2 separate regions of the Homo sapiens genome follow, and region 1 is linked to region 2. A link is a loop called in an ENCODE intact Hi-C map of the cell type or tissue named here. Cell type or tissue: A673. All regions are shown on one strand. Links, peaks and the distances in the headings refer to the core of each region. The heading gives the core; the rest is flanking DNA. Region 1 overlaps FNBP1 (formin binding protein 1). Region 2 overlaps FNBP1 (formin binding protein 1).

Evidence for each region. Peaks named below come from ENCODE experiments on the same cell type or tissue, not always from the same donor. Only the 100,000 strongest peaks of a DNase experiment are listed, where the experiment ranks them.
Region 1: it touches region 2 in a loop (3-fold over the local background); 5 of 110 quality-filtered maps call a loop at or near these places.

What each region holds. Positions count from the first base shown.
Region 1 is chr9:129,897,107-129,912,770 of GRCh38, forward strand. FNBP1 (formin binding protein 1) reads right to left here. Exons shown (of 17, transcript NM_015033.3): 12 at 11,784-11,893; 13 at 5,763-5,895; 14 at 3,320-3,441; 15 at 2,859-2,995. Among named protein-coding and RNA genes, the nearest start is that of MIR6855, 35 kb to the left of the region's middle. RefSeq lists an enhancer at 3,557-3,676 and a silencer at 13,444-13,738. In A673, for the core only: no CTCF peak of the experiment used is centred there; a DNase peak (open chromatin) is centred at 7,645; H3K27ac peaks cover 1,612 bases.
Region 2 is chr9:129,955,951-129,971,614 of GRCh38, forward strand. FNBP1 (formin binding protein 1) reads right to left here. Exons shown (of 17, transcript NM_015033.3): 5 at 2,541-2,603; 6 at 1,410-1,514. Among named protein-coding and RNA genes, the nearest start is that of FNBP1, 79 kb to the right of the region's middle. In A673, for the core only: no CTCF peak of the experiment used is centred there; DNase peaks (open chromatin) are centred at 7,281, 8,371, 9,151 and 9,911; H3K4me3 peaks cover 2,906 bases; H3K27ac peaks cover 5,000 bases.

The sequences.
Region 1 (15,664 bases), core at 4,944-9,943, 61 kb before region 2:
TGCTTTTCCACTTCCCTAGACCTCTCTGTCCTCCCAGGAATGCAACTCTGGGAGCCGTCTTGGATTTCCTCTCCTTTTTGTTCCTGGCTTTTGATCAGCCCCGAATATATGCAGTTTGTCAATGGCGGCATCTCTGTATCCATTCCTTGAACAAGGCCCCCAAGACCTTCTGCTAGGATCATTTCAAAGGCTGCCCACCACCCCCCAGTTTTCTGCAAGGCAAAGAGTTTAGGGAGCTGTTAACAGGGCAACAGGGTACGGTGGGGGATGGTTGGAATATGAAGTAAAACTGGGAACGTTTAAACTGGTACGTCTTTCTTATTTTGTCACAATGAACATTTAGTCTATTAAAGGCTCTGAAAAGTCCTGTAGTAAAGAAATCTGTAAAATTTATTTATCCCAGGGCTTCCCAAACTTACTTGAGCTCTGATTGCTAGTTTTAAAAATTTATTCATTATATTAAAATGCAACTTTTTCGTAATTTTATTTATTTATTTATTTATTTTTTAGAGAGGGTTTCACACTATCGCCTAGGCTGGAGTGCAGTGGTACGATCATAGCTCACTGTAGCCCTGAACTCTTGGCCTCAGCCTCCCAAAGTGCTGGGATTACAGGTGTGAGCCACTGAGCCTGGCCTGAGAGCTTCTTTCATGGCCTCCTTATTAACGCTCTGCAGGACATCGTTTCAAGGTTCATTGGTTTAGAAACACTAAGCTAGTTTATCTTTTCTTTCTTTTTTTTGAGACAGAGTTGCCCTCTGTTGCCCATACTGGAGTACAATGGCACGATCTTGGCTCACTGCAACCTCTGCCTCCTGGGTTCAAGCAATTCTCATGCTTCAGCCTCCCGAGTAGCTGGGATTACAGGCGCCCGCCACCACGCCTCACTGATTTTTGTATTTTTAGTAGAGACGGGGTTTCATCATGTTGGGCAGGCTGGTCTAGAACTCCTGACCTCAGGTGATCTGCCTGCCTCAGCCTCCCAAAGTTCTAGGATTACAGGCGTGAGCCACCATGCCCGGCCTGGGCTAGTCTTTCTAACCATCCTCCATGTCTTCCAGTGGATCCTACACATCTGACGATGACTTTCCTAAGGTACAGCTCTGACTGCATCGACACCCTGCTAGGGGACCTCCCATAGCTCCTCAATGTTTGCCACATAAAACCCAGATGTTTCCCTACCTCGCCCCCATTGGCACTTCCCACTCTTTAGTGCCACATTTCACTATTAGGACTTAAGACATCTAAGCTCCAGCCACACCACACCCATTTCTGGCCACACCCCCCATGCCATGGCAAGTTCTCCAAACTTCCTTAAGGAAGCGACCTCATTCTCCCCTGTCCTCCCCGTTCCTCTGTATCCCTCTTCTGGCAAACACTGCAAACTGCCTGCTTTTTTTTTTTGAGAGGGAGTCTTGCTCTGTTGCCAGGCTGGAGTAAAGTGGCACGACCTCGGCTCACTGCCACCTCCGACTCCTGGTTTAAGTGAGTCTCCTGCTTCAGCCTCCCAAGTAGCTGGAATTACAGGCATGCGCTACCACGCTTAGCTGATTTTTGTATTTTTAGTAGAGATGGGGTTTCACCATGTTGGCCAGGATGGTCTCGATCTCCTGACCTCACGATCCGCCTGCCTCGGCCTCCCAAAGTGCTGGGATTACAGGCGTGAGCCACTGCACCCAGCCGCTGCTTGCTCCTTAAGTGTGTCTGCCTGATTTCCCTCTGGGCAGGTGCCATATCATACGACCTGCATCCCCCCACTTCATGGGCCTTTACAAGACAGGAGCGCTATAGATACTAGATATTAAATGAATGGATGAAATGATCATCCTCCCTATCGTCTGCTGCAGTGAAGCAAGCTCTCTGGAAGCTGTTAAGTTATACGAACCAAAAGTCAAAATATACAACCAAATAATAATCATACCATGAGTAGGATAAAAGCATAGTAGAGAAGGATCTGGAAGGCTGCTGCTGCAGCTTTTTTTTTTTTTTTGAGACAGAGTCTCGTTCTGTCACCCAGGCTGGAGTACAGTGGCGCTATCTCAGCTCACTGCAACCTCCGCCTCCCGGGTTCAAGTGATTCTCGTGCCTCAGCCTCCCGAGCAGCTGGGATTACAGGCGCCTGCCAGCATGCCCAGCCAGTTTTTGTATTTTTAGTAGAGATGGGATTTCACCATGTTGGCGAGGCTGGTCTTGAACTCCTGGCCTCAAGTGACCTGCCCGCCTCAGCCTCCCAAAGTTCTAGGATTACAGGTGTGAGCCACCATGCCCGGCCAGATCTGGAAGGCTTCTAAAGAAAGTTCTGGTCACAGAAAGAGAAGAGTGTGGCTAGGCACAGTGGCTCACACCTGTGATCACAGCACTTTGGGAGGCTGAGGCAGGAGTACTGCTTGAATCCAGGAGTTCAACACCAGCCTGGGCAACATAGTGAGACCCTGTCTCTACTGAAAAGTACAAAAAGTACAAAAGTACAAAAATGAGCCGGACATGGTGGTGCTTGCCTGTAGTCCCAGCTACTCAGGAGGCTGAGGTTGGAGGATCACTTGAGCCCAGGAGGTCAAGGCTGCAGTGAGCCATGATTGCACCACTGCACTCTAACTTGGGCAAGAGAGCGAGACCCTGTATGAAAAAAAGGAAGGAAGGAAGGAAGGGAAGGAAGGGAAGGAAGGGAAGGGAGGGAAGGGAAGGGAAGGAAGGAAGGGGAAGGGGAAGGGGAAGGGGAAGGGAAGGTAGGAAGGAAGGAAGGAAGGACAAAGGAATAAAAATGATCAGAAGGAAGGAAGGAAGGAAAAGTGAAAGAAGAGTAACTCAGATATTATGGTTTATAAAAGGCAGGGGAATCCAGCAGACATGAAATGTCACCTTCAAATGTGTAGAGAGCTTTGCACGTCCCTATGGCAGGGAGGGGCTCCTCATCATCAAACTCGTCGTCAAAATCCGTGGCCAGCACCTTCATCTCACTCTCCTGACTCTGCTCCTCTGTGTAACTGCCATCTGGGCTGCTCAAGAAAGGAAAACACAAAGCAACTAAAGCGACTGACCCCAGGGAGGACTCAGATTGAGTCCCTGCGACTGGAGAGCACTTGCAACCCCGCCCCTCAGCGAGTGCTGTAACTGAGGCCATGGTAAATCATCGCACGCTCAGATCACCCATCCCATGTGGAATTATAAATCTGCATCATGGAAAAAGTGACAGGTCAATCGCAACAGACATTTTGGCATTGAACAAGTGCCTTATGGTCATTCCAGATTCCAAAATTTAGAAATAAATACAAAGCCAACAGGCTCCCTTGCCAGAGGCAGGCGCTGTGCAGATACTGTACCTCTCACGGTCCTGGGCGCAGTTGTTGACTGTGGGTGGGTTCTGGCTGTCGTACAGTCCGCTCTGCCGGCGCGCCTGCTCGCTGCGTGCTGGGAGCCGGCCTTCAACCTCAGCCAGCCAGGCCTGGAGACAAAAGCAATGAGAGACTCCAACCTAAGGCCATCTGAGGGTCAGCCCAGAGTGTCCTAAGGTCCCAAAGGCCATCTGAGGGCCAGCCCGGAGCATCCTAAGGTCCCAAACTCAGGGGCTACTCTTGGCCATTTAACCCAATGTGAGGAAGTCCACGTGGGGGCAGAATGGCCACGTTTTCTGCCTTCGACTGTTCAAATGTACTGAAGGACGGTTGCTTCCATTTCACCCGAAGTTGGAGACATAGAAACAAACTCATATTTATGTGGTTGCCCACGATGGGGCAGAAAGCACACTGGACTATGCTATCCCCTTGGGCTTTTAAGCAGCAGTGCAGTCTTGGATAAGTCACTTCTAGTTCCTTCTTGACCATGAGGTCGCCCTGTGATACCTGAAGGTACAGCCATGCTTAAAGCAGTGACTCAGTTTGAAAGCCACACTTCCTATTTTTTAGGAGTGTAACTTTTTTTTTTGATAGAAATGAAACTTGTACTTAAAAATTAAAGTAGATAAAATGACCTTCAGCATTTGAAACAGTATAAACAAGTCAAAGGAATAAAAATGACGAGAAGGCCGGGCGCGGTGGCCACACCTGTAATCCCAGCACTTTGGGAGGCCGAGGTGGGTGAATCACTTCAGGTTGGGAGTTTCAGACCAGCCTGGCCAACATGGTGAAACGCTGTCTCTACTAAGAGTACAAAAATTAGCTGGGGGTGGTGGTGAGCGCCTGTAATCCCAGCACTTTGGGAGAGGTGGGCAGATCACCTGAGGTCAGGAGTTCGAGACCAGCCTGGCCAACATGGTGAAACTCCATCTCCATTAAAAATACAAAAATTAGCTGGGCATGGTGGCACATGCCTGTAGTCCCAGCTACTCGGGAGGCTGAGGCACGAGAATCACTGGAACTCAGGAGGTGGAGGTTACAGTGAGTCGAGACTGCACCACTGCACTCCAGCTTGGGTGACAGAGCGAGACTCTGTCTCAAAAAAAAGAATAATAATAAGAAAAGGACCGTTCTAAGTTCTAAATGCTCAAATGAACATTAATGATGGATTCTGAAAAGAATGGAAAAAGCTGGCCAGGTGTGGTGGCTCACGCCTGTAATCCCAGCACTTTGGGAAGCCAAGGTGGGTGGAGCATCTGAGGTCAGGAGTTCGAGACCAGCCTGGCCAACATGGCAAAACCCTGTCTCTACCAAAAATACAAAAAGTAGCCGGGTGTGGTGGTACACACCTGTAGTCCCAGCTACTCAGGAGGCTGAGGCAGGAGAATCACTTGAACCTGGGAAGTGGAGGTCACACTGAGGTGAGATCACGCTACTACACTCCAGCCTGGGCAACAGGGCGAGACTTCATCTCAAAAAAAAGAATGAAAAAAGCCATAGTTGACCCTTCATTGCTGGAAACAATCTATTCTGACTGGTAGAATCGGTTGCTAATGTATTTTTCCATGCTCTGTAGTCTTTAAACGTGGTAGGGAGAGTGGGTTCAGGAGGCTTTTGTTGACAGCTTTTGAGTGCTCCTCTCCCTCCCTCAAGCTTTGATTATTTATGTTTCCTGCTTGTTTCTCCTTTGTGTTTGCTGCTGGTTCTCACACACACCCTTTCCATAATGGGCCTGCTGAGAGAACAATTGTATATTTCAGGGGATTTTTTTCATTGCTTCTTTGATTCACTGGGATAACGGATCGCTCTATACTCCCAATTTTATTACCATGAGATGAAGCAGAATAACTTAAAGTACAAAAAATACTGGCCAGGCACAGTGGCTCACAGTGGCTCACAGCTGTAATCCCAGCACTCTGGGAGGCCAAGGTGGGAGGATGGCTTAAGGCCAGGAGTTCAAGACCAGTCTGTGCAACAGAGCAAGACCTCAACTCTAAAACAAATAAAAAATTGAAAAATAAAAGTTAGCCAGGTATGGTGGCATGTGCCTGTAATCCCAGCTCCTCAAAGGCTGAGCCAAGGAGATCAAGGCTGCAGTGAGCTACAAGCATGCCACTGTACTCCAGCCTGGGCAACAAAGCAAAATCCTGTCTCTAAAATTAAAAAACAACCCCGCCAACCCCGCACCGTATACAGATACAACATTAAACATTGTCAGGTTTTACAGCCACGATTAAGATAGGCTATGATGAGTAGGAGAATGTTCAACGGCGAAGAGTGTATTTTTCCTTTGACCATAACTCCTGAAACAGCCTGCCATTCCCACTGTGTACCTCCCAGTGAGAGGATCGTCAGGGCCCCACACCATTCTACACCGAGGAACACCTGTTCTTCGTTTCCAACAAAGCTTTCCACAACAGAAGTTTCATACCTCAAATTTCTGGGTCTCTACTCGCAGTTTCTCTATATTTTGGCTGACTTCTGCTAATTTGTGATCCAAACTGGCTGGGTCTCCCATCTGAGGATTCTTTAGGTAGACATCTTTCATTTTTGTTATGGCATCTCTGAAAGAAAGAACGAGTAGAATGCTGTAAAGGTTACTCCATTTTTTTTTTAGACAGTTTCACTCTTGTCACCCAGGCTGGAGTGCAATGGTGCGATCTCGGCTCACTGCAACGATCTTGGCTCACTGCAACCTTCACCTCCAGGGTTCAAGCAATTCTGCTGCCTCAGCCTCCAGAATAGCTGGGATTACAGGTGCATGCCACCACACCCACCTAATTTTTGTATTTTTAGTAGAGATGGGGTTTTGCCACGTTGGCCAGGCTGGTCTTGAACTCCTGACCTTAGGTGATCTGCCTGCCTCAGCCTCCTAAAGTGCTGGGATTATAGGCGTGAGCTACCGCACCACCCGGCAAAGGTTACTCTTATCAGCCAATATTCTACCACTTTGAAAGCCATATGAATGGAAACGTGGGAAGATTAGAGTATGGATAAGGGACTATTGGGCCAGCTTCCATTCTGGAAATTCTCTATAGGAATTCTGCTACCAATGGCTATAAATAAAGAAGCTGATTTTTCAATTTCAGTTCTCTTCTCTAATGGTTATCTCCTTATTGTCCCCAATAACTGAGAAGCATAAATTAATCCTGCCCTTCCCTTTGCCACACAGATAAAATAAATAAATAAATAAAAGCCAATACTTTAAAAATTTTTAATTAATTAATTTATTTTTGAGACCAGGTTATGAGACTGGCTAATTTTTGTATTTTTGGTAGAGACTGCGTTTTGCCATGTTGCCCAGGCTGGTCTTGAACTCCTGGCCTCAAGCAATCCACCTGCCTCGGCCTCCCAAAGTGCTGGGATTACAGGCATGAGCCACCGAATCTGGCTTCAAAACCCAAGTATTTCCAACATGGTGAAACCCCGTCTCTACTAAAATTACAAAAATTAGCCAGGCGTGATGGCATGTCCCCTTAATCCCAGCTACTTGGGAGGCTTAGGCAGGAGAATCACTTGAACCCAGGAGGTGGAGGTTGCAGTGAGCCGAGATCACGCCACTGCACTCCAGCCTGGGCGACAGAGCAAGACTCCATCTCAAACAAAACAAAACAAACAAACAAAAACCCCCAAATATTTCCACGTGTGCATTCTTCATGCAAACCAAAGCTACAGCTGGCATCCTGGGTCTCACGGGCTGCATGTGCTCACCTGACGAAGAAGCACAGTCAATTGCTTTGGAAATGTTAACACACACCCATTTCCACTGTTAAGAAACTGAATCCATAGTTGGTATCCACGACAGGTAAGTGACAGAGCCTTAAAGCTACACACTGTGGATCCCACATCCTTCCTGAAATCATGTCTGGAAGCAGCCCATGGTAGCCCGGGCAGGCATCCCTAGAGAAGTTTGGGGCATGTTTGGGTTGAAGACCAAAGAGCTCTACTAATTTTACCCTTGTTGCAGGGCACTTTTGGTAGGCTTCGAGTCATTAAAAATTTAGAGCAAATGACTGCCAGGGTTAAGGGCCAACTTTGATGAGTGTCAGCAAAAGAAAATCCAAAGCAGGCCATACAATACAATAGAAGGCCAAAAGACAAACCAAAAGATACATTCTGAGTCATGAGAAATAGTTTAACTAAAAATATAGAAATAACAGGAAGAGAGCTTCTACAAGTCCTCACCACCCTCCACCTAAGAGGCTGAGACCCACTTGGACTTCCAGCCGCTTTATCTTGTTTCTTTCCTCTCTTCCTTCCTTCCTATCTTCCTTATTTCCTTCCTGCCTTCTTTCCCACAGCATGCATCATTCATTATTATTATGCTTATTGTTCACTGTCTGTCTCCTCCTGTTACAATGGAAGCTCTTGGAGGAAGCTCTATGAGCTCAAGTTACATTGTTAACTTGATGGATCCCAAGTGTCGAAGCCATCCTTGGCACATAGTAGATGCTCAATGAATATTTGTTAAATAAATACATATTTAAATAAACATTTAAAAATCATGTTTATAAATAATTTTTAAACATTTTTAAATAATGTTAAATGTTCTTAAAAATGTTTAAATAAACATTTATTTATTTAACAAATAACAAACATGACAAGCCAAGTGTAATGTTGTCCACCCTTATGATGTCCTTTCCGAAACCCGTCTCGTCTCTTGACTTCATGGCCCACACCTCCCACTACCTCCCTATTTCTCAGCAAAAGCCCTCAACAGAGTTGTCTATATCCATTATCTTTAGCTTCTCTCCTCCCAGTCTTTCCTAATCAATCTTTCCACATGTTTATCAACTTTATTGATCTTTTTAAGGAAGAACTTTTGGATCTGTTGAATTGTGTGTGTGTGTGTGTGTGTATATATATATATATATATTTTGTTAATTATTTTTGAGATAGGGTCTTACTCTGTCGCCTAGGCTGGAATGCAGTGGTATGATCTTGGCTCACTGCACCCTCTGCCTCCCGGGTTCAAGCGACTCTCCTGCCTCAGCCTCCTGAGTAGCTGGGACTACAGGCGCCCCATCATGCCCAGCTAATTTTTGTATTTTTAGTAGAGACAGGGTTTTGCCATGTTGGCCAAGCTGGTCTTGAACTCCTGACCTCAGATGATCCACCCACCTCAGTCTCCAAAGTGCTGGGATTCCAGGCATGAGCCACCATGCCCAGCCGCTTCTATTTCCTTTGGGCTTAATTTGCTGTTCTTTTTCCGACTTCTTGAGATAGATCGTAAGTGAGGATCTAAGTGAGCTAAGGCTCAGTGATTTTTACCTCTGTTTTTAATATGCATTCAGAGCAATAAATCTCTCTATATGCGTGGCTTTAAGGACATCCCACAAACTATATATAGAATGTATGTTAAAGTTCAATTCTATTTCATATACTTTCTAATATCTACTATGATTTTTTGTTTAGTTTGTGGCTTATTTAGAGGCATATTTCTTTTTTTTTTTGTTTTTTTTTGAGACTGAGTTTTGCTCTTGTTGCCTAGGCTGGAATGTAATGGCGCGATCTCAGCTCACTGCAACCTCTGCCTCCTGGGTTCAAGCGACTCTCCTGCCTCATCCTCCCGAGTAGCTGGGATTACAGACATGCGCCACCACGCCTGGCTAATTTTGTATTTTTAGTAGAGATGGGGTTTCTTCATGTTGGTCAGGCTGGTGTTGAACTCCCGACCTCAGGTGATCTGCCTGCCTCAGCCTCCCAAAGTGCTGGGATTACAGGCATGAGCCACCGCGCCTGGCCAATTTCTTAATATTTGTTATTGGTATCCAGCTTAATTGCAGAATATAGATAATATAGCTTGAATGATACATTTCCTTTGATATTTATTGAGATTTGCTTTGTGAAACAAAGATATACTCAATTTTGAAAATGTTCTTATGTGGGCTTGAAAAGAGTGTTGATATGGTTTAGCTGTGCCCTGGCCCAAATCTCATCTTGAATTGTAGCTCCCATATCCCCATGTGTCATGGGAGGGACCCAGTGGGAAGTAATTGAATCATGGGGGCGGTTTTTCCCAGGCTGCTCTCGTAATAGTGAGTCTTATGAGCTCCAATGGTTTTATAAAGGGCAGTTCCCTTGCACAAGCTCTGCCGAATGCCACCATGTAAGACATGCCTTTGCTCCTCCTTTGCCTTCCGCCATGATTGTGAGGCCTCCCTATCCATGTGGAACTATGAGTCCATGAAACCTCTTTTTCTTTATAAATTACTCAGCCTCAAATATGTCTTTATTAGCAGCATGAGAATGGGCTAATACAGTGTGTGCCCTGCAGTTGTTAGATGTTTATGTATTAGGTCAATGTTACTAAATGTATAATTTAAGTCTTCTATACTAACTTTGAGCACTTTTTTTTTTTGAGACAGAGTCTCGCTCTGTTGCCAGGCTGGAGTGCAGCAGCACAGTCTTGGCTCACTGCAACCTCTGACTCCCTGGTTGAAGGGATTCTCCTGCCTCAGCCTCCCTAGTAGCTGGGATTACAGGCACACACCACCACTCCCAGCTAATTTTTGTATTTTTAGTAGAGATGGGGTTTCACCATGTTGGCCAGGATGGTCTCAATCTCCTGACCTCGTGATCCGCCCGCCTCCGCCTCCCAAAGTGCTGGGATTACAGGCGTGAGCCACTGCGCCTGGCCCAAGCACGTTTTTTTTTTTTCTTTCCTTTTATTCAGCCCAAAAGCCAGCCTTGTAACACCAGTTTCCTTTTGATTGGCCCTTGCATGGTATATCTTCTCTCCCATTTTTTTACTTCTACATTTCTAGAGCTTATAAGTTAGATGTGTCTTTTGTAGATAGCATACATTGCTTTGTGTATTGGGTTTTTAATTTTTTGGTCCATTCTGAGAATATCTTTTAATTGAAACACGTAGTTTGTTTACCTTTAACATATTGATTCATTTTATTTCGCAGACACTTATGTGCCAGGCACGGTTCCAAGCATGTTATGCACACTGACACATCAGCAGTAGTAACTGATAGAGCCAGATTTGACCCCAGGGTATCTGGAGTGCTTGGTATTTAACATCTATCATCCTACTTTGTGCTTTTTTCTTGGAGACGGGGTCTTGCTCTGTTGCCCAAGGTGGAATGCAGTGGTATACCTCTTGAGACAGATCCTTAGCTCTTGCTAGGAGTGAGGGTGTGTGTGTGTGTGTGTGTGTGTGTGTGTGTGTGTGTGTGTGTGTTATTTGACTGGCTTTTCCTACAGCTGTTTTAATGAATGCACCTTCCCCTCACAGAGGCCCTCCTCCTCTATGGCATCTCTGCTTTATGGCAAATGGGTTTTGATTTTTTTGTTTTGTTTTGAGACAGAGTCTCGCTCCATCACCCAGGCTGGAGTGCAGTGGCGCAATCTCGGCTCACTGCAAGCTCCGCCTCCCGGGTTCATGCCATTCTCCTGTCTCAGCCTCCCAAGTAGCTGGGACTATAGGCGCCCGCCACCATGCGAGCTAATTTTTTGTAATTTTAGTAGAGACAGGGTTTCACCGTGTTAGCCAGGATGGTCTCGATCTCCTGACCTTGTGATCTGCCCGCCTCGGCCTCCCAAAGTGCTGGGATTACAGGTGTGAGCCACTGTGCCCAGCTGGGTTTTGATTCTTAAGCAAACAGCTCACTGCAGCCTCCACCTCCCAGGCTAAAGCAATTCTCCCCACCTCAGCCTCCCAAGTAGCTGGGACTACAGGTGTGCCATCACACCCAGCTACTTTTGTTTATTTTTGTAGAGATGGGGTCTCACTATGTTGCCAAGGCTGGTCTCTCTCTCTTTTTTTTTTTTTTTTTGAGATAGGGTCTCACTCTGTTGCCCAGGCTGGAGTGCAGTGGCATGATCATAGCTCACTGCAGCCAGGACCTCCTGGGCTCAGGTGATCCTTCCACTTCAGCCTCCCAAATAGCTGGGACTACAGGTGCACACCATCATGCCTGGCTAGTTTTTTTCTTTTTTTTTTTTTTAGGGTTTTTGCTATGTTGCCTGGGCTGGTCTTGAACTCCCGGACTCAAGCGATCTTCCTGCCTCAGCCTCCCAAAGTGCTGGGATTACAGGTGTGAACCACCATGCCCAGCCTGAACTTGAATTTCTTTTCTTTTAATTTTTATTTTATTTTTAATTATTATTATTTTTTATTTTTTTGAGACAGAGGCTTGCTCTGTTGCCCAGGCTGGAGTGAAGTGGCATGATCTTGGCTCACTGCAACCTCTGCCTCCTGAGTTCAAGCAATTCTGCTGCCTCAGCCTCCTGAGTAACTGGGACTACAGACGTGTGCCACTGCACCTGGCTAGTTTTTATATTTTTAGTAGAGACGGGGTTTCACCATGTAGGCCAGGATGGTCTTGATCTCTTGACCTCAGGTGATCCACCCACCGCAGCCTCCCAAAGTGCTGGGATTACAGGTTGTGAGCCACTGCGCCTGGCCTTGAATTTCTTAATAAGTCATATTGATGCACTATACCTTTGATCCATCTCCTTCTGAATTTCTTTATTTAACTCATCGACTTTCTGCTGCAGCTTTTTCCTTCTTTGTTCAGGTGGGAGGTTGCTGAAATCCTCCGGTGTTGCACCCTGCAGACACAAATATAAATGAGAAACCAGAAAGCCCCAGGCTTTCCTTGAAAGAAGGCTGAAAGCAAAGCCTGCAGCCATGGGGGGTGCAGACATCTGCATGTGGCTTCATGAAATAGATTAAGCTCTTTCCCACTACACCCAGCCGAGATGCAAAAATCAATGCATGCAAACTGCATAAGTCCCATAAACCATTCCCAGTTCCATGGATGCTGGCCAGAATGCCCCAGAAAAAGCAGTGAGCAACGCTACAGTAAAGGAGAGTAAGAGATACTTCTGACTCTAGGGAGAATCCATGAAAAACACATTTTGAGACAGTCTTCTTCCTTTTCCTACCAAGTGTTACCATCAATGTCAGTGGCAACACTGAAGTGTTAATGAAATTTATGTTTCCTTAATACAAACCCCATCAACCACTGCACGCCTAGCTGCTGCCTTTTCCCTAGCGTGAGTATTCCTGCCAGTCTCTTCACACAGGCTGAGGCCAAAAGTCTCCACCCCTGTAAAGTGACAGATGGGACATCACATTCCTCAGAGAATGTGGGTGAAAAAGAACATTAAAAAAAAAAAATCTCTTCTCCTTACCCCATGCACACCTCCCTCTGCTGCCTCTAAAAGTCTAGTTACTTTTTTTTTTTCCTTGAGACAGAGTCTCACTCTGTTGCCCAGGCTGGAGTGCAGTGGTGCGATCTCAGCTCACTGCAACCTCTGCCACCCAGGTTCAAGCGATTCTCCTGCCTCAGCCTCCTAAGTAGCTGGGACTACAGGCATGTGCCACCACGCCCGGCTAATTTTCCACAGTCTCTAACTCTTGACTTCAGGTGATCTGCTCACCTTGGCCTCCCAAAGTGCTGGGATTACAGGCATGAGCCGCCGCGCCCAGCCTAGTGACTTCTTTTAGGCCTTTAGGAAGCCTCTCAGAGTTCAGAGAGAATGCCCTCCCTGACCTCAAAATCAGTTTTCCACAGTGTACGAAACTCATCTCCGCGGTTTTTAATCTGTCAGAAGAACTGCATTTTGATATCTTGATTCCCTTTTCAGAAGCAGCTGCTCTCTTTACACTGTGCATGAGCTTTAAGGAGAAAGTATCAACAGTTTCAGGCTTTGACATATGCTTACTTGTTAGAAAGCTCTGGCTAAATTGTGATGTCAAGTGCTTTTACTTAAGTGAGGCTATGTTCATAAAGAGAGAGAAATTTCGTGCTGGGCACGGTGGCTCATGCCTGTAATTCCAGCACTTTGGGAGGCCGAGGTGGGTGGATCATAAGGTCAGGAGTTTGAGACCAGCCTGGCCAACAATGTGAAACACCGTCTCTGCTAAAAATATAAAAAACTAGCTGGGCGTGGTGGCGAGCGCCTATAATCCCAGCTACTTGGGAGGCTGAGGCAGGAGAATTGCTTGAACCCGGGAAGCGGAGGTTGTAGTGAGCCGAGATCGTGCCGCTGTACTCCAGCCTGGGCGACAATGCGAGACTCCATCTCAAAAAAACAAAAAAAAAAAAAAAAGAGAGAGAGAAATTTCTTCAAATAACCAGGGATAAGCCAGGGCATTTAGAAAAGAGATTTTACTTTAAACCCTCAATTCTTTTGAAACAAGGGCAAGGCAGGCTTGGGGCAGGGTAGAAAGAGGAGACCCAGTTAATGTAATTCCAGAAGCAAGTTGCATTTGCCAAGCAGCTTACATGTGGGCTTATGACTGGGTTCCTAGGCTGATTATGATAAAATGCCAGGGTGATGTGCTGGGAAGTGTGTGATTCAGCAAATAGTTGACCACAAAAGGCCACGCAAAGACCTTTCAGCTAATGTTCTCAAAGACACACCCATCAGACACACTGACTGACTCTCTAATGTGTGTGTGTGTGTGTGTATGTGTGTGAGATAAGAGTTGAGTGAAACCAGAATGGAAGTGACTATTCCTAATAGCAAACCAAAGAAGTTTGACTCTAAATCTAAGATGAAGCAAAACTAACCTTTAATATAAAAATAAAGACTTGTTTTCCGTATACTATGGTGCTACAATATTTATTTGAAAACTGGATTATTCTGGATTATGGATTTCACCACGTTGGTCAGGCTGGTCTCGAACTCCCGACCTCAGGCGATCTGCCCACCTCGGCCTCCCAACGTCCTGGGATTACAGGAATGAGCCACCATGCGCGGCCTCTTGCTACAGTCTTTTGTTAAAATATCAGAGCACTTTCGACCTCAGAAAACAGAATCTCTCTATCTGACCTCCACGTGCCCTTCTTTCACCTGCCCAAGGCAGGATTCTGATTGTGGCCATATGATCCTCATTCAAGAGGCTTCATGAGGATCGTGCCCCATACCCTGAAGGAAGGAAGGCTGCACAGGGAGGCCAAGAAGAATCTGCACAGACAGGCCCTGCTGGGTGTCACTACCTGATCTATTAGGATGCGATCAGGCAGTTTCTGACCAATCTCATTTCCACATGGTTGTCCATGCTTCAATCATGTCTATCTGATGAAGTCTCATAAAAGGCCCAAGAGGACAGGGTTTTTGGGGAGATTCTTAGAGAGTGGCTGCCCGGGGAGGGCATGGATGCTCTGTGCCCCCTCCCCCACACCTTGCCCTAAGCATCTCTTCATCTGTATTTTTAATAATATCCTTTGTAATAAACCAGTAAATGTGGTGGCCAGGCGCAGTGGCTCACGCCTGTAATCCCAGCACTTTGGGAGGCTGAGGCAGGCAGATCAAAAGGTCAGGAGCTCGAAACCAGCCTGACCAACATAGAGAAACTCTGTCTCGACTAAAGACACAAAAAATTAGCCGAGTGTGGTAGCACCCGCCTGTAGTTCCAGCTACTTGAGAGGCTGAGGCAGGAGAATTGCTTGAACCTGGGAGGCGGAGGTTGTGGTGAGCCAAGATCACGCCATTACACTCCAGCCTGGGCGACGGGCGAGATTCTGTCTCAAAAAAAAAAAAAAAAACCCAAAAACAAACCAGTAAATATAAGTGTTTCCCTGAGTTCTGTGAGCTGCTCCTGCAAATTAATTGAACCCAAAGAGAGGGTCAGGGGAACCCCAACTTGAAGCTAGTCCATCAGAAGTCCTGGAAGCCTGGACTTGCGACTGGTGGGAAGGAGGGGGCAGTCCTTCAGGACTGAGCCCTCAACCCCCAGGATCAGCCACTATCTCCAGGTAGATAGCATCAGAATGGAATTGAATTAAAGGACACCCAGCTAGTGTCTGCTGCTTGATATATAGCGGAAGCCTCCACATATTTGGTCACAGAAATCTTCTCTGTTGATTGTCATAGTGGAACAGCAGAGGAAAAACGGTTTGAGTTTTATCAAATGAGCATGTTTTCCAGAACTGAGAATTTTTTAAAAGCTGGAATACAGCAAAACACAATGCTAAGATACACTGCTTCAGAAATCAGGAAATCTAGGCCAGGCGCGGTAGCTCATGCCTGTAATCTTGGCACTTTGGGAGGCCGAGGCGGGTGGATCACCTGAGGTCGGGAGTTTGAGACGAGCCTGACCAACATGGAAAAACCCCGTCTCTACTAAAAATACAAAATTAGCCAGGCGTGGTGGCGCCCGTCTGTAATCCCAGCTACTCAGGAGGCTGAGGCAGGAAAATCGCTTGAACCCGGGAGGTGGAGGTTGTGGTGAGCTGAGATTGCGCTACTGCGCACTCCAGCCTGGACAACATGAGTAAAACTCCATCTCAAAAAAAAAAAAAAAAAAAGTCACAAAATCTGGCAAGTGGTCAACATTCACCTCGTTAATATGTGCTGAGCCTTGCTATG
Region 2 (15,664 bases), core at 6,880-11,879:
TAACATTTTAAATATTTAACTTTAGCAGCAAATTAATGTCTTTTGGTAAAGTAAGTATCTCCATTTTGAGATCAAATACAGATATTGAGAACACTCCCCTGCTCCTGAGATGGGGTCTCGTTATGTTGCCCAGTCTGGACTCCTGGGCTCAAGCAATCCTCTTGCTTCAGTCTCCTAAGTAGCTGAGTCTAGGGGTATGTGCCACAGCACCTGGCAAGAATATGTATTTTAATATATTTAATAATTTTAGAGAAAGGCATACTAATATTAACGTATACCTAGTCTTTAAGCAAGGAATTTGGCAGAATTTGGCAAATAATAGTTCACACCATTTCCCAACTAAACTCAACTCTAACTGATCTGTCAAAAGCTCAACAAATCTATAAAAACTCAGTGCTTTCACCCACATACAGCATGAAGCTATGAATGCCCAAACAACCATGGGCATCATGAATGAGTCCTTGTTATGTAAAAGCCTAATTTTGTTTACATTGTATTGATGACTTTAATAAAAATAAAATTCAGCTTCTAGGGAAAAAACGCATATTGAGCCACAATGAGAAACAGTATACACTTTATAATATTTCTAGTTGGCAATACAAGTCCATTTAGAGAAAAGCTTTTGAGAGGACTGAAATATGCAAGGCTTCAACTACAACCTCACTGTTATCAACCAGGAGGAATCAATTAGAAGTCAGGCAAGCAGTGAGACTATTGCTCTAAAGGAACCATTATAAGCAGCCAAGCTCTTCCAGATGGCCCTGTCCTGTCTCCTCCGGCTCTCAAGAAATTGACTTTCTCTTTGAAAAGCCATTAAGAGCCACAACCTTCTGGAACGTTGTTCCCAGACTGTTCATAGTCTAAGTCTCCACTTTATCACCCTGGTGACTCAACAGATAAAACGTCTCAAATTCTAACACCGAAGATTCCCCACACTTGAGCTTCTGGTCCCCACAATGGTTGACACAAAATGAAAATGATTCCCCATGTAGCGCCTTTTGTGGCTACATTAGAAATGAGAACTTGGGGATGGGTGGTCGGTGATGAACACTCACAGGGGAAATGAAAGACACACTTGAGCTTTCTTTTGTCTTTTTTTTTTTTTGGCGATAGTTTCGCTCTTGTTACCCAGGCTGGAGTGCAGTGGCGTGATCTTGGCTCACTGCAGCCAACGCCTCCTGGGCTCAAGCGATTCTCCTGCCTCAGCCTCCCTAGTAGTTGGGATTATAGGTGCCTGCCACTGCACTCAGCTAATTTTTGTGTTTTTCGTAGAGATGGGGTTTCACCATCTTGGCCAGGCTGGTCTCGAACTCCTGGCCTCAGGTGATCCGCTCACCTCAGCCTCCCAAAGTGCTGGGATTACAGGCGTGAGCCACCGTGCCCGGCCCACACTTGAGCTTTCACCTCACCTTTTCAACATCCGCTTTTGTGACATTGATGTCAGCGTCCATTTTCTCAAAGTACTGCTGCGCCCTGTCCGCCTCTTTGCAATCGCGTTCAAATCGCCTTTTACTCTAAAATCAGAGGAAAATAATTATGAAACCATAAGAGTCCTACGAGAAGATGTAATTTTATCTAAAGCTCCCAAAGAGCATTGTTCTTTTTCTTTTTTTTTTCTTCAGTCAGGGTCTCACTTTGTCACCCAGGCTGGAGTGCAGTGGCGCCATCTTGGCTCACTGCAGCTTTGACCTTCCCGGCTCAGGTGATCCTCCCACCTCAGCCTCACTAGCTGCTGTGACTACAGGCATGCACCACCATGCCCAGCTAATTTTTGCATTTTTTTGTAGAGACTAGGTTTTGTCATGTTGCCCATGCTGGTCTTGAGCTTCTGAGCTCAAGCAATCCTCCCGCCTCTGCCTCCCAAATTGCTGGGATTACAGGCGTGAGCCAATGTGTCTGGCCCAAGAATACTCTTCTCTGAATTGATTTCTTATATGTCATAATTTCTAGAAGTTATTTTAAAATCTGCATTTATTTCCATCAAAACTGTCTAATCTTTATTATTTCCACGTGACTTTTAGAAAAATACTCAACTTGAGCTCTTTTGGCTCAACTTTAGATAATGGTTCTAGAAACAAATTAAATGAGAAAAATCTATAAAGATGTTTCATTAGTGTTTTTATGTGCATGTTTTTTACTTTCTGATTGACTCAAGCTTAAATTAAATTGAAACTGGAAAATCTATAAAGACATTTCCTAGGCTGGGTGCAGTGGCTCACGCCTGTAATCCCAGAACTTTGGGAGGCCGAGGTGGGCGAATCACTTCAGGGCAGGAGTTCAAGACCACCCTGGCCAACATGGCAAAACCCCATCTCTACCAAAAATACAAAAATTAGCCGGGCATGGTGACGTGTGCCTGTAATCTTAGCTACTTGGGAGGCTGAGGCAGGAGAATCACTTGAACCTGGGAAGCAGAGGTTACAGTGAGCCGAGATCGCACCATTGCACTCCAACCTGGGCAACAGAGGGAGCCTCCGTCTCAAAAAAAAAGAAAAAAAAATCTATAAAGCCGTTTCTTTTGCTGTGCATTGTTCACTTACAGATTCAAGCTGCTTCCAGCAAGTCTCGATGTGCTGCTGTGCTTTACGGCCATCGTGAAAGTTCTGCAAAGGGGAAAACACACTGGTGATTAGTACCCTCTGCTTCTCTTATGAACCCAGGAGGAAACATTTTCATCCACTTAAACAACATCTAAATATTGAACCTCTAGTATGTATGCTCCAAAGAAATTTAAGAGTTGAAAGGGGTAGCCGGGTGCGGTGGCTCACATCTGTAATCCCAGAACCCTGGGAGGCTGAGGAAGAAGAATCGCTTGAGCCAAGGAGTTCAAGACAGCCTGGGCAACACAGTGAGACCCCCCACTCTACAAAAAAATAGAAAAATTAGCTGGATGTGGTGGCACACACTGATAGTCCCAGCTACTCTGGAGGCTGAGGTGGGAGGATCACCTAAGTCCAGGGAGGTTGACACTGCCACATTGAGCTGTGATTGCACCACTGCACTCCAGCCTGGATGACACAGTGAAACTCTGCCTCAAAAAAAAAAAAAAAAAAAAAAGGAAAAGGGAATAAAAAGCTTAATGTGGAAACGAAAACAAGAATAGTCATCACAGATGAAACAAGTTTCACTTGGGGGGAAAAAAAGCAGTCACAGAGTTCCCTTTACAGCTTTAGGTACAACTGTATAAAATTTGAAGACAGGCCAGGCATGGTGGTGAGCACACCTGTAGTCAGTTACTTGGGAGGCTGAGGTTGGAAGCTCACCTAAGCCTGGGAGGTTGAGGCCGCAGTGAGCCGTGATCGTGCCACTGCACTCCAGCCTGAGTGACAGAATGAGACCCCATCTCAAAAAAATAAAATAGGCTGGACGGTGGCTCACACCTGTAATCCCAGCACTTTGGGAGGCTGAAGTGGGTGGATCATGAGGTCAGGAGTTCAAGACCAGCCTGGCCAATATGGTGAAACCCCATCTCTACTAAAAAGACAAAAATCAGCCAGGCGTGGTGGTGCGTGCCTGTAATCCCAGCTACTTGGGAGGCTGAGGCAGGAGAATTGCTTGAACCTGGGAGGCAGAGGTTGCAGTGAGCTGAGATCGTGCTAATGCACTCCAGCTCTGGGCAACAGAGCAAGACTCGGTCTCAAAAAATAAAAAAATAAAATAAAATTTGAAGACATATATGCCACTTGGAAAAACGACAGGAATGTTTTAAGACAGCGATCGCTTCATCTTTTTTAACTGCTTTGAGATATGATTCAGATATGATCTGATTTACCATTTAAACTAAGCAATTCACAAAACTGTACAACCATCACCACGACCAATTTTAGAATATTTTTATCACCCCTAAAAGAAACCTGTACCCACTAGCCGTCACCCTCCATCTTCCTCAGCCCTAGGGAGCCTGTTTCTGTCTGTGGATTTGTTTATTCTGGCTGTTTCCTATGAATGGAGACATGGTCTGAGGCCTTTGGTAACTGGGATGTGTTCATTATCTCCTCATATCCACTTCGCATGATTTCAAGGTCGACATTGTCACATGTATCAGTACTCCATTCTTTTTTATTGCCAAATGATTATTCCATCATGTGGCTATCCCACATTTTGTTTATCCATTCAACAGTTGATAGACATCAGAGTTGTTTCTAGGTTTGGGCTATTATGAAAAATGCGGCCAGGCCAGCACTTTGGGAGGCAGAGGTGGGCGGATCACGAGGTCAGGAGTTTGAGACTAGCCTGGCCAACATGGTGAAACCCTGTCTCTACTAAAAATACAAAAACTGGCCGGGCGTGGTGGCGTGGACCTGTAATCTCAGCTACTCCGGAGGCTTAGGCAGGATAATTGCTTAAAACCTAGGGGGCTGGAGGTTGCACTGCACTGAGCCGAGATCGCGCTGCTGTACTCCAGCCTGGGTGACAGATCAAGACTCCATCTCAAAAAAAAAAAAAAAAAAAAGAAAAAGAAAAAGAAAAAGAAAAAGAAAATTGCTGCTATAAACACTTGAGTAAGAGTTTTGAGTGTTTTGTGTGCATGGCTGTTTTCATTATTAGATTATTTTAAATATAAAGATAAATTTCCCTCCTGGCCATCTGCAAAGGCCCTGAGGCAGGCTCTGGTGTGGTGTTAACCTGGCGGCCAGATCTGGAGGAGCCTCGGGGAGAATATCATATGAGGTCAGAGAAGAAAGAGGGAGTTGTATAGGGTCTTGTAGGCTTTTTTGCCTGAATGAACCAGAGTCGATGAGTAACTCTAAGATGTTGTGAAGGAAAGATTTCAGATGGTGGGAGGCTTTTGTAACAATCCTGGAGATTACTGCAACTTGGACAGGTTGTAGGTAGCGAGCAGTGCAGGTGGTGAGAGGGGTCAGGTTTTGGGCACCTTTTGATCACCCAAACTTCCAGGATTTTCTGGGAGATAAGATGAGATGTGCAATAATGAGCTGCCCAGGGTGACTCCGAGGTTGTCAGTCTGAGCTTTAGGAGAAGGAAGACTGAGAGAAGTGGGTCTGAGGAGGAAGATCATACACGTAGTTTCACATGTGTTAAGGCTGATATTTCTATGAGACTCCCAAGTAGAGAGACTAGCCGAGCGTGGTGGCTCATGCCTGTAATCCCATCACTTTGGGAGGCCAAGGTGGGCGAACCACCAAAGGTCAGGAGTTCTAGACCAGCCTGGGCAACATGGTGAAACCCCGTCTCTACTAAAAATACAAAAAGTAGCCAGGCATGGTGGCGCATGCCTGTAATCCCAGCTACTCGGGAGGCTGAGGCAGGAGAATCACTTGAACTGGGAGGCGGAGGTTGCGGTGAGCCGAGATAGTACCATTGTACTCCAGCCTGGGTGACAGATAGAGACTCCATCTCAAAAAAACCCCCGAAAAACAAACAAACAAACAAGTAGAGAGACTAATATGTACTTGGACTTGTGGATCTGAGCTTAGGGAGCGGTCTGTACTAAAGACCAGTTTGGGAGTCTTCAGTATAAAGTGGATAGTTAAAGCCAGGAGACCAAAGAAGACAAAGATCCCAAGGAAGGAAGTGCTAGAAATATGCAGAAATGTTAAGAGAATGGTGTCTTTTTTTTGTTCAGTGACCTAAAATCACCAGTTCCCTAAATCCTTTATATATTTTATTTTTTGAGACGGAGTCTTGTTCCGTTGCCCAGGCTGGAGGACAGTGGCGTGATCTCGGTTCACTGAGACCTCTGCCTCCCTGTGACCTCTGCCTCCCGGGTTCAAGTGATTCTCCTGCCTCAGCCTCCCTGGTAGCTGGGAATACAGGTGCGACCCACCACGCCCAGCTAATTTTTTGTATTTTTAGTAGAGACAGGGTTTCACCATGTTGGCCAGGCTGGTCTCGAACTCCCGGCCTCAAGTGATCCGCTTGCCTCGGCCTCCCAAAGTGCTGGGATTACAGGCGTGAGCCACCGTGCCCGGCCCCTAAATCTTTTAGTATCCTTCCACACTGTACCATCGCTGACTTGGTCAATGTCCTGCAAATTTCCCAGGTGCATTCTCCACCCTGTCTGGGTCCCCAGAGACTGACATGCAGGGATCTCATGAACCCTTGCCCTCTGGTTCTGATGAGATTTGCCACAAGGATGTTCTGAGTGATCAGAGGGCAGGAAACTGTACCTGCAGCTTCTCCTCACTGAGATGATACAGGTTGGCTGGGTCCTTGGACCAAAGGGCACAGCTCCAGTCAGGCAGTGCCCCGCATGCAGCTAACCTCAGAAGTTCCTCATCTGTGAAATTCCTGGAAGGCTCCTCCAGCCCTGTGAGGCCTGGGGGCAACATCAGCTCCCCACTGTGACTTGCTCCAGGGTACTGAACCATCCTCACTGCTTTTCCTAAACTCTATCCGCCACGTTGTAAATGCTCCTTTTAATAACCGACCTTCCTTCAATTACTGAGTTTGAATGTGCTGTCTGTTTTCTGGCTCACAAGGTAAGCATTGGTGTTAGGGGTGCACTGCAGAGAAGGTCAGGTGAAGGAAGGATAAAAACAAAGAGGTCCACTAGGTAGAGCCTCGGAGCTTTTCCCGTACCTCGTCAGAACCTAGGATTTAGCGGAGTCAGAAAATGGAGCTGACAACTGGAAAGGCTGGGAAGGCAGAGACAACATCAGATTTAGAACAGTGCTCCTTTATAAGGGAATGTTTTCTTGTCTCTCTTTTGAGGTCGAGTTTCACTGTTTTAAGCGCCTCTTTGCAGTCAGTTTTATCTATCCAGCAATTTTTTGGTCTCTGCAAACCCAGGGGGAGCCCCTTGGGGCTTCGTTTTTCAGCTCTTGTAATGGACATAAGGATAGAACAGAAAAGAAGGGATCCAGGCTGTGGGAGAATTAAGAAGTAGAGCCAAGGACAGGGTTAGGGAAACTCTGGACCTTAGTGGAGAACGTATAGAAAATACAAGCGGGTTTTCTGAAAGCCACGCTTTCAGGGAGGACCCCCCAGAGACCAGAGCGTCAATTTCAAACCATCTGGGCTCAACTGTGCCCTTTTTGGAAGGCACCTCTGGTCCTGAAAGTCTTTATCGGGTGACTTCTCTGCGAAGAGAAAGATCCCATTTCCTAAGCCGGAGCACCGAGTTACGCAGTTTGCTGAAGAGATGCAGCCGCTCCCAAAAGTTTTACTTTGAGATTCAAAGACAGGAACAAAAAGAGAAAACCCCAGCACCAATTCAGAGCTGTACTCGAGGTTGACGATCTATCTCTCCAGCACCTCTGAAAGTGAATGTTTTAACAAAGTGAAAGCTCCCTCCAGCTTGGGGCAATGCTGTGGGTGGAGACAGGAAATGCACAGAAGCCCAGCAGACAATGACAGGCATTGCCTGGGACATGTCACCTGACTTTCATATAAAATAAATCTCTGAAGACAAGAGTCTTAAAAAAAAAAGTCTTATTTTAAAAACACGAGGGATGATTTTGATTGAAAAATCCATAGAGTGGTTCCCTTGCCACTCCTTAGTGTAAATATATAATAAATATGCATTTGTGTTTAAGGCACGGTGTGCACCTTGAATTTACTGGTAAGTTATCTCTCATGAAGACTGCTCAGCCACACCTCTCCCCACATTATTAAACCACTACCTGAAAACTGCAATTATCATCGTACCATTTCATGGGGCTTAGGAGATTGTGGGTGATGCCCATCTTCCTTCCTTCCAGCCTTTTTTTTTTTTTTTTTTAAAAAAACAAGTCTCTGTCACCCATGCTGGAGTGCAGTGGCACAATCTCGGCTCACTGCAACTTCCGCCTCCTGGGTTCAAGCAATTCTCCTGCCTCAGCCTCCTGAGTAGCTGGGACTACAGGCATGCGCCACCACGCCCGGCTAATTTTTGTGTTTTTAGTAGAGACAGGGTTTCACCATGTTGGCCAGGCTATCCTCGAACCCCTGACCTCAAGTGATATGCCTGCCTCAGACTCCGAAAGTGCTGGGATTACAGGCATGAGCCACCATGCCCAGCCCCAGCCTTTTTCACAGTACCTGTCCCTCTATCATTTATTTGGCCATAACATACGAAAAACTATCCGTGCTGGGGGATCCTTCAGGAAATTAAGGGAGGGAACAAAAGCCCTCCTTTGTGCTCTGTGCCTACCATGACCTGAATAGCTGGGGTTTGTTTCTAGCTCTATCTTCGCTGCTTTCACCGGAAAAGCTATTTTAACAGTTACAAAGTTAAACAAATAAACCAGCTTTGCCAGATGTATTTGTTGTTTACCAACAATGGCCGAACATTTCTTTTCTGGACAGTGAGCAAGTGTGTGTCTAAAAAGTGTGCCTGCAAGCACTAAAGAAGGAGGAATTGTTCTCCGGACAAAGATAAAAAGTGCTTCTTTTGGAGCCATAGAATGAAGTCATCACAGCTCCTTTCTCTCCTATCAGAAAAGAGACAGGAAATGCCATCTCTAGAGACCCAGAGAAATGCTTCTTACTTTCTGCTGTCATAAGATGCTTTTAGTTTCTTTTAAAACATAATAATAAGCTAAAACAAACAAACAAACAAAAAAACCCAAACCCTAATAGTTTCTGGGGTGACAGCTACACTTACTTATTTCAACTTTTTAGTTGAAATAAAAGTCTACACAGATCAAATCACCCTTCAAATTTTTTAAAGAAATTTCCCAGTGAACAGAGGTGGCTGAGATTAAAAAAAAAAAAAAATCACAGAGAATCTAAAATAAGCAAGCATTAACTTTAAGAAAAACGACAATGGCAAAGCTTTTGAGACAATTTTACTGAACTGCAAGAAATCACAGACAGAACAGACAAACTCACACAAATGCTATGAGAATGTTTAGTATTCACACTGCAATTAGGTACAACAGCTGCTCATTTTTGCTATTTATATAGATATTAAACCATTAACAGTTAAAAGAGCAAAATATGGCACTGATGTGAGAACAGCCCTTTCAAAAAAAAAAAAGTAGAAAAAAACATAAGAATAAACACTCAACTGAGAACAGTCAACCATCTGGAATTTTAAATAAAACTCAGATTCCACAGATGCAAACAAAGAAACAAAAAGACTTGAAAAGGGCAAAGAAAGAGGGAGCTTCCAGCAAACATGCCTGTGACAAATCCTGTTTCCTCTAAACTCACAGCGTAGTAGTGGGTTTGAACAGGAGCAGCTTCCAAGTCTGAATCAGGACTCCCAGTTTTAATTGAGCTAGAACTCTAAGCGGCGTGGATATTTCTATGGACCATGTGGCGTAATGGCAAAACGCCTTAGTCCTGTTCAAGTGGGTATGTCGTACCCCACTTAAAACCCAAACCAGAAACCAGAAACGTTCACTAAGGGACACACATTCTATTTTTACTTAGCAAGGCTTATTTTTCCAAGTTTATCCATAGTAAAAATACCTTCTTAATGAACGTGTTCGAAGTTTTCTAAATGCCTACCTCTCAGAGGCATGCTCAGTTGCTTGACTTTACCCGTAACACTGAGCAGCATGAGGCAATGGGCCAGGGTCAGGCCTAAGCAGCAGCATTTTCCCTCCCTCCTTCTCTGGCTACTCCTCTGCTCACTGTTCCTCGGTTATTCTCACCCAGAAGGCTCCACATGCAGCAATGATCTTTTATCTGTTTTTCAAAGCAATCCTGTCTTCACATTCCTTGAAATTCGCATCCCTAGGCCGCAATCCCAGTACTTTGAGAGGCCGAGGCAGGGGGATCGCTTGAGGCCAGGAGTTTGAGACCAGCCTGGGTAACATGGTGAAACCCCATCTCTCTTAAAACACACACACACACGCGCGCGCGCGCACACACACACACACATAGAAAGAAAAAGAAAAGAAGAAAGGGAAGGAAGTGAAGGAAGGGAGGGAAGGGAGGGAAGGAGGGAGGGAGGGGGGAAGGAGGGAGGGAGGGAGGAAGGAAGGAAGGAAGGAAGGAAGGAAGGAAGGAAGGAAATCAATCAAGAAATCTTAATTCCTCTCATGGAATGGCTCATTTTCTTGCCTGATCCCTTCTGAGGATATAAAGCTGTTACTTGCAGCATCTGATACAGAGAATCTCCCATCAATAAGATTTTTAGATAGAGTGCCAGGGTGATCATCCCATGCTCACTGACATGCCCACTTGTGAACAGGGCTGCTCCAGGCACGAGGAAAGCTGTGTAAACAAAACAAAGTCCCCTGTCCCAGTGAAACTGAGTGGATCCAGAAGTAAGACAAACAGGGTAAAGGAATAAGGAGGGATGGGTGTAGGTGAAGGTAGCTATTTTAGACAAGGGCAGTCTGGGATGACATTTGAGTAGAGACTTGCATAAAACGTGGGAGTGAACTTACAAGGGTCTGAGGAATACCCTCCAAGCCGCAGGCAGAGCAAGTGCAGATGCTCTGAGTGTGAAGGGGCTTGCCCTGTTTGAGGAACAGCTGGATGCCAGTGCCACTAGACCAAGGTAAAGGGCACAGGGACGGAGGGCAGGCAGGGGCTTGACCATGGACAGCCTCACCAGCCACGGTAAGCATGTTGGAAGATTTAAGAAAGGAAGTGACAGCCGGATGCAGTGGCTCACGCCTGTAATCCCAGCACTTTGGGAGGTCGAGATGGGCGGATCATTTGAGGTCAGGAGTTCGAGACCAGCCTGGCCAACATGATGAAATGCCGTCTCTACTAAAAATACAAAAAAAATTAGCTGGGCATAGTGGCACACACCTGTAATCCCAGCTACTTGGGAGGCTGAGGCAGGAGAATTGCTTGAACCTGGGTGACGGAGGTTGCAGTGAGCTGAGATCGCACCACTGCATTCCAAGTCTGGGTGATGGAGCGAGACTCCGTCTAAACAACAACAACAACAACAACAACAACAACAAAAGAAAGGAAGTGACATGGCCTGATCTACATTATTTCAATGTCAAGCTGGCTGCTGCAGGGGGAGGCTGTTACACTTGCACTCTCTCTAAGGGAGAGCTGGTGGTGGCTCTGACATGGAGATGGACAGTTGGACCACTGGCCACAGGGTAAGCATGGAAGCAGAGAAATGAATTAGGAGGCTCAGCAGAGTCCTCTAGATGAGAGATAATGAGGCACAGGACTGGGGTAGATGTGGAAGAGGGGTGAGAAGTGCTTGGACTCAGAACATTTACTGAAGGCAGAGCCAGCTAGACTTGTTAACAGATAAGAGATGGTGTGTAAGAGAAAAGAGAAAAGCTCTGGGTGACTATGTGTTTGGCCAGAGCACCTGAGTGTAAGAAAAGGTGTCCCATTTATTGAGAACTGGAGGGAGTGCAGACTGGAATGGAACATGGATAAGGACTTTGGGGGATCAGAAGTTGGTTTTGGGGCCGGGAGCGGTGGCTCACGCCTGTGATCCCAGCACTATGGGAGGCAAAGGCAGGCAGATCAGCTGAGGACAGGACTCCGGGATCAGCCTGGCCAATATGGCAAAATCCCGTCTCTATTAAAAATACAAAAATTAGCCAGGCGTGGTGGCGGGTGCCTGTAATCCCAGCTACTTGGGAGGCTGAGGCAGGAGAATGGCTTGAACCGGGAGGCGGAACTTGCAGAGAGCCGAGATAGCGCCACTGCACTCCAGACTGGTGACAGAGTGAGACTCCGTCTCAGAAAAAAAAAAAGTTTGTTTTGGGGTGGGCTAACAGGGTCACTGCACTACACCACTCTGGAGCCATCATTCACACTTGCTGGACTCCAGTCCTCTGCTGACAAAGGTGCAATGGTGATGCTGTATTAGGCATCTAAGGAGAGATGTCAAACAGGTGGCCGAACAAGAATCATGTGAGATACGAAATGTGAGTCAAGTAATTCTCACAATTCCCAGAAGAAAAGGAAATCATTAATTCTAGCTTGCAAAGGAGAAACACAAAATCCAAGATCACATTTCAAGCCCATGAAATGAAGAAAAGAATTTGAGTGTCCTGTTTACTAAGTATGTTATCCCATGAATGATAAAATTTAAAAAGAAATTTTTTTTTGAGATTGGGGGGTGGATCTCACTATGTTGTCCAGGCTGGTCTTGAACTCCCCGGCCCTGAGCAATCTTCCTGCCTCAGCCTTTCAGGTAGCTGGAAAACTTTTTTTTTTTTTTTGGCGGGGGGGTCACCAGACCAGTGGTTTTGCAGGTGAAACAACCACAGTGGTGAAAGGGCCCACTTTTAATGAACAGAATGCCACTTTTACATGTTCTTTCAAAACAAAGAAGATGGCTGGGCATGGTGGCTCATGCCTGTAATCCCAGCACTTTGGGAGGCCGAGGCAGGCAGATCACCTGAGGTCAGGAGTTTGAGACCAGCCTAGTCAACATGGTGAAACCTCGTCTGTACTAAAAATACAAAAATTAGCTAGGTGTGGTGGCAGGCGCCTGTAATCCCAGCTATGGGGGAGGCTGAGGCAGGAAAATTGCTTGACCCTGGGAGGCAGAGGTTGCAGTGAGCCGAGATTGCACCATTGCACTCCAGCCTGGGCAACAAGAGCAAAACTCCGTCTCAAAAAAAAAAAAAAAAAAAAAATCAGAAATGGACTTGTAAGTAGCTAGATTATATACATAAACTCCTTTTAGTTTTTGCTTTCCTTCATGCTAAGCTTTACCTATTTGCTGTCATCTCTTATAACAACATTTTGTTTTCCTAAATGTATTGGAGTCAGTCCATGCTGCAGAACTGGCTTATAGGAAATTAAGCCCCTTCATAAGATCCATAAATAGGACCTATTGAATATCTAACTTTGAAAAGAATGTTATAGGTTTTAGTGCAGTATCCATTTTCAAACATTTCAGAAACCTCGCGAGTAGTTTTAAATGGTCAATTCTAAGTAATGTGGAGTCTGTAAGCATACAGGTCTGAGGTTTATAAACATTTTAGTGAGTCACTGAAAGTATTGTATAATTGTTTCCTCTAGAACTCTTCAGATAACTGCTGCCAAAAAGTGATTCTGCTTCTGGCCAACACTTTGTGAGTAATGAACCATATTTTCCACCTGCAGGGAGAAGTTTTCTTGGAATTCCAGAAAATGTTGGCAAGAACCTCCTGGTTCTCCTTCTGGAGCTATAAATCTTCACAAATTTCTCATATATGATTAGTGGTAATCGCTGTGGAAAAGCCCAGACGTACTCAAAGGCTGCAGCTACACCAAACAACCTCTAAAACTCTTTTCTTCAATAACTTGACTCAATGTTCAAAAGTTGCTGATAAGAGTACATTTACAGTAGTTCTTATGGAGGAATATATGTGTTATCAACTCTGAATTACCCACATCTCAGATAAGCTAATTCCACACCCATGTTGATCATTTCAGTGACATTTGGAAATCTATCTATAAGTCTGTAAATCTATTGATAATTCTATCTGTAATTCTACTATAATTATCTGAACATAAATTATCAGAGTTTTATCAAGAACCATAAATCATGTATGTTTAATCATGTATGCTTTGACCTCACAGTCTCACTTCTGGGAATTTAGTTTGGGGAAGTAATCTCAGCCCACACACAATGCAAACAGCTTTGGAAGTAAAGAGTTTACTGCTGTATTGTTTACACAACTAACTAAGTAAATGAGTCAAAAACTGGTAATACCCTATAAATCAAACAATACACAATTAGGCAAATTATAACTTTGTTAGAACAATGCACAGCTACTAAAATTCCAAATATTTTTCTTTCTTTTTTAATATCTCTTCCAATAACTTTGAAAAAATTCCAATTATTTAAACTACACTTTTGGCCAGGCACAACGGCTCACTCCTATAATCCCAGCACTTTGAAAGGCCGACGCGGGAAGATTGCTTGAGCCCAGGAGTTCAAGACCAGCCTGGGCAACATAGCCAGCCCTATCCCTAAAAAAAATTAAAAAAAAATTTTTTTTTAAATCTAAAAACAAAAACGTATACTTTTTGAGGTAGAAACATGGAAAATGCTTACAATATTAAATGGAGAATCAAGAAGAATATAAATTATAGCTATAGTAGGATTAATATTCCTAACTTTTTTTTTTTTTTTTTGAGGTGGAGTCTCACTCTGTGGCCCAGGCTGGAGTGCAGTGGCGCGATCTCGGCTCCTTGCAAGTTCCGCTTCCCAGGTTCACGCCATTCTCCTGCCTCAGCCTCCTGAGTAGCTGGGACTACAGGCACCTCCCACCACGCCTGGCTAAGTTTTTGGGTTTGTTTTTTTTTTGTATTTTTAGTAGAGACAGGGTTTCACCATATTAGCTAAGATGGTCTCGATCTCCCGACCTCATGATCCCCCTACCTCGGCCTCCCAAAGTGCTAGGATTACAGGCGTGAGCCACTGCGCCTGGCCTTTTATTTTATTATTTTTTTTAGACTGAGTCCTGTCTGTCACCCAGGCTGGAGTGCAGTGGCGCGTTCTCGGCTCACTGCAACCTCTGCCTCCTGCATTCAAGCAATTCTCCTGCCTCAGCCTCCCGAGTAGCTGGGATTGCAGACATGCACAACCAAGCCCAGCTAATTTTTGTATTTTTAGTGGAGACGGGGTTTCACCATGTTGGCCAGGCTGGTCTCAAACTCGCCACCTCAAGCAATCCACCCGCCTTGGCCTCCCAAAGTGCTGGGATTACAGGCATAAGACACTGCGCCCAGCCAATATTCTTAAATGTTATACATATCTGCAAATGATATCAGGAAGAAAGCTTTGAAAAATGAGGATTTTTGATTTATAAGGGATTGTGAGATTTTGTCCTTTAATTCCGTTTTAGTAATATTCTTTTTATATGCACCCCAAGGACTGGCCACTGATTCCATTATGTCTAAAGAGATGGCGAACATCTCACTGAAAATGCAATTGCCCTAAGTGGAACCCACTAGGTGAAGAAGCTATAGGACCTCCTTGTCCAGGGCTTCCAGGACTGCTCATGTTTTCCTAAAGAGACAGATGCAGGCTCAGATGTCAGGCAAGGAAGAACCTAAACTGCTAAGTTCTTGCAGGGGAGAAAGGTTCTCTTTTTAGTGAATCTGCTTTTTGTTTTGTTTTGTTTTGTTTTGAGATGGAGTCTCACTCTGTCACCTACGCTTGAGTGCAGTGGTGCAATCTTGGCTCACTGCAACCTCCGCCTCCAGGTTCAAGCAATTCTCCTGCCTCAGCCTCCTGAGTAGCTGGGATTACAGGCGCACACCACCACACCCAGCTAATTTTTTTTTTTTCTATTTTTAGTAGAGACAGGGTTTCACCACGTTGGTCAGGCTGGTCTGGAACTCCTGACCTTTTGATATGCCCACCTCCGCCTCCCAAAGTTCTGGGATTACAGGTGTGAGCCACCGCGCCTGGCCGTGAATCTGCATTTTTTAAAAACCAACATTTTCACCAAAATGAGCCTACAGTTTTGTTCATCAGGAAAAACAATGGATATTCATAACATTAAAATGAACTGCGTTGTGATACAAAAATACAGTATATGTGCAGAATAAAAAGCATCTTTTCTCCTAGATACTTAAGTAGAAGTAGTAATCCTATTTTACAGTTAGATTTTTGTTTTTTGTTTTTTTTTAAGACAGAGTCTCACTCTGTCACTCAGGCTGGAGTGCAGTGGTGCGATCTCAGCTCACTGCAACTTCTGCCTTTTGGAATCAAATGATTCTCCTGCCTCAGCCTCCAGAGTAGCTGGGACTACAGGCACATGCCACCACGCCTGGTTAATTTTTGTATTTTTAGCAGAGACAGGGTTTCACCATGTCGGCCAGGCTGGTCTCAAAC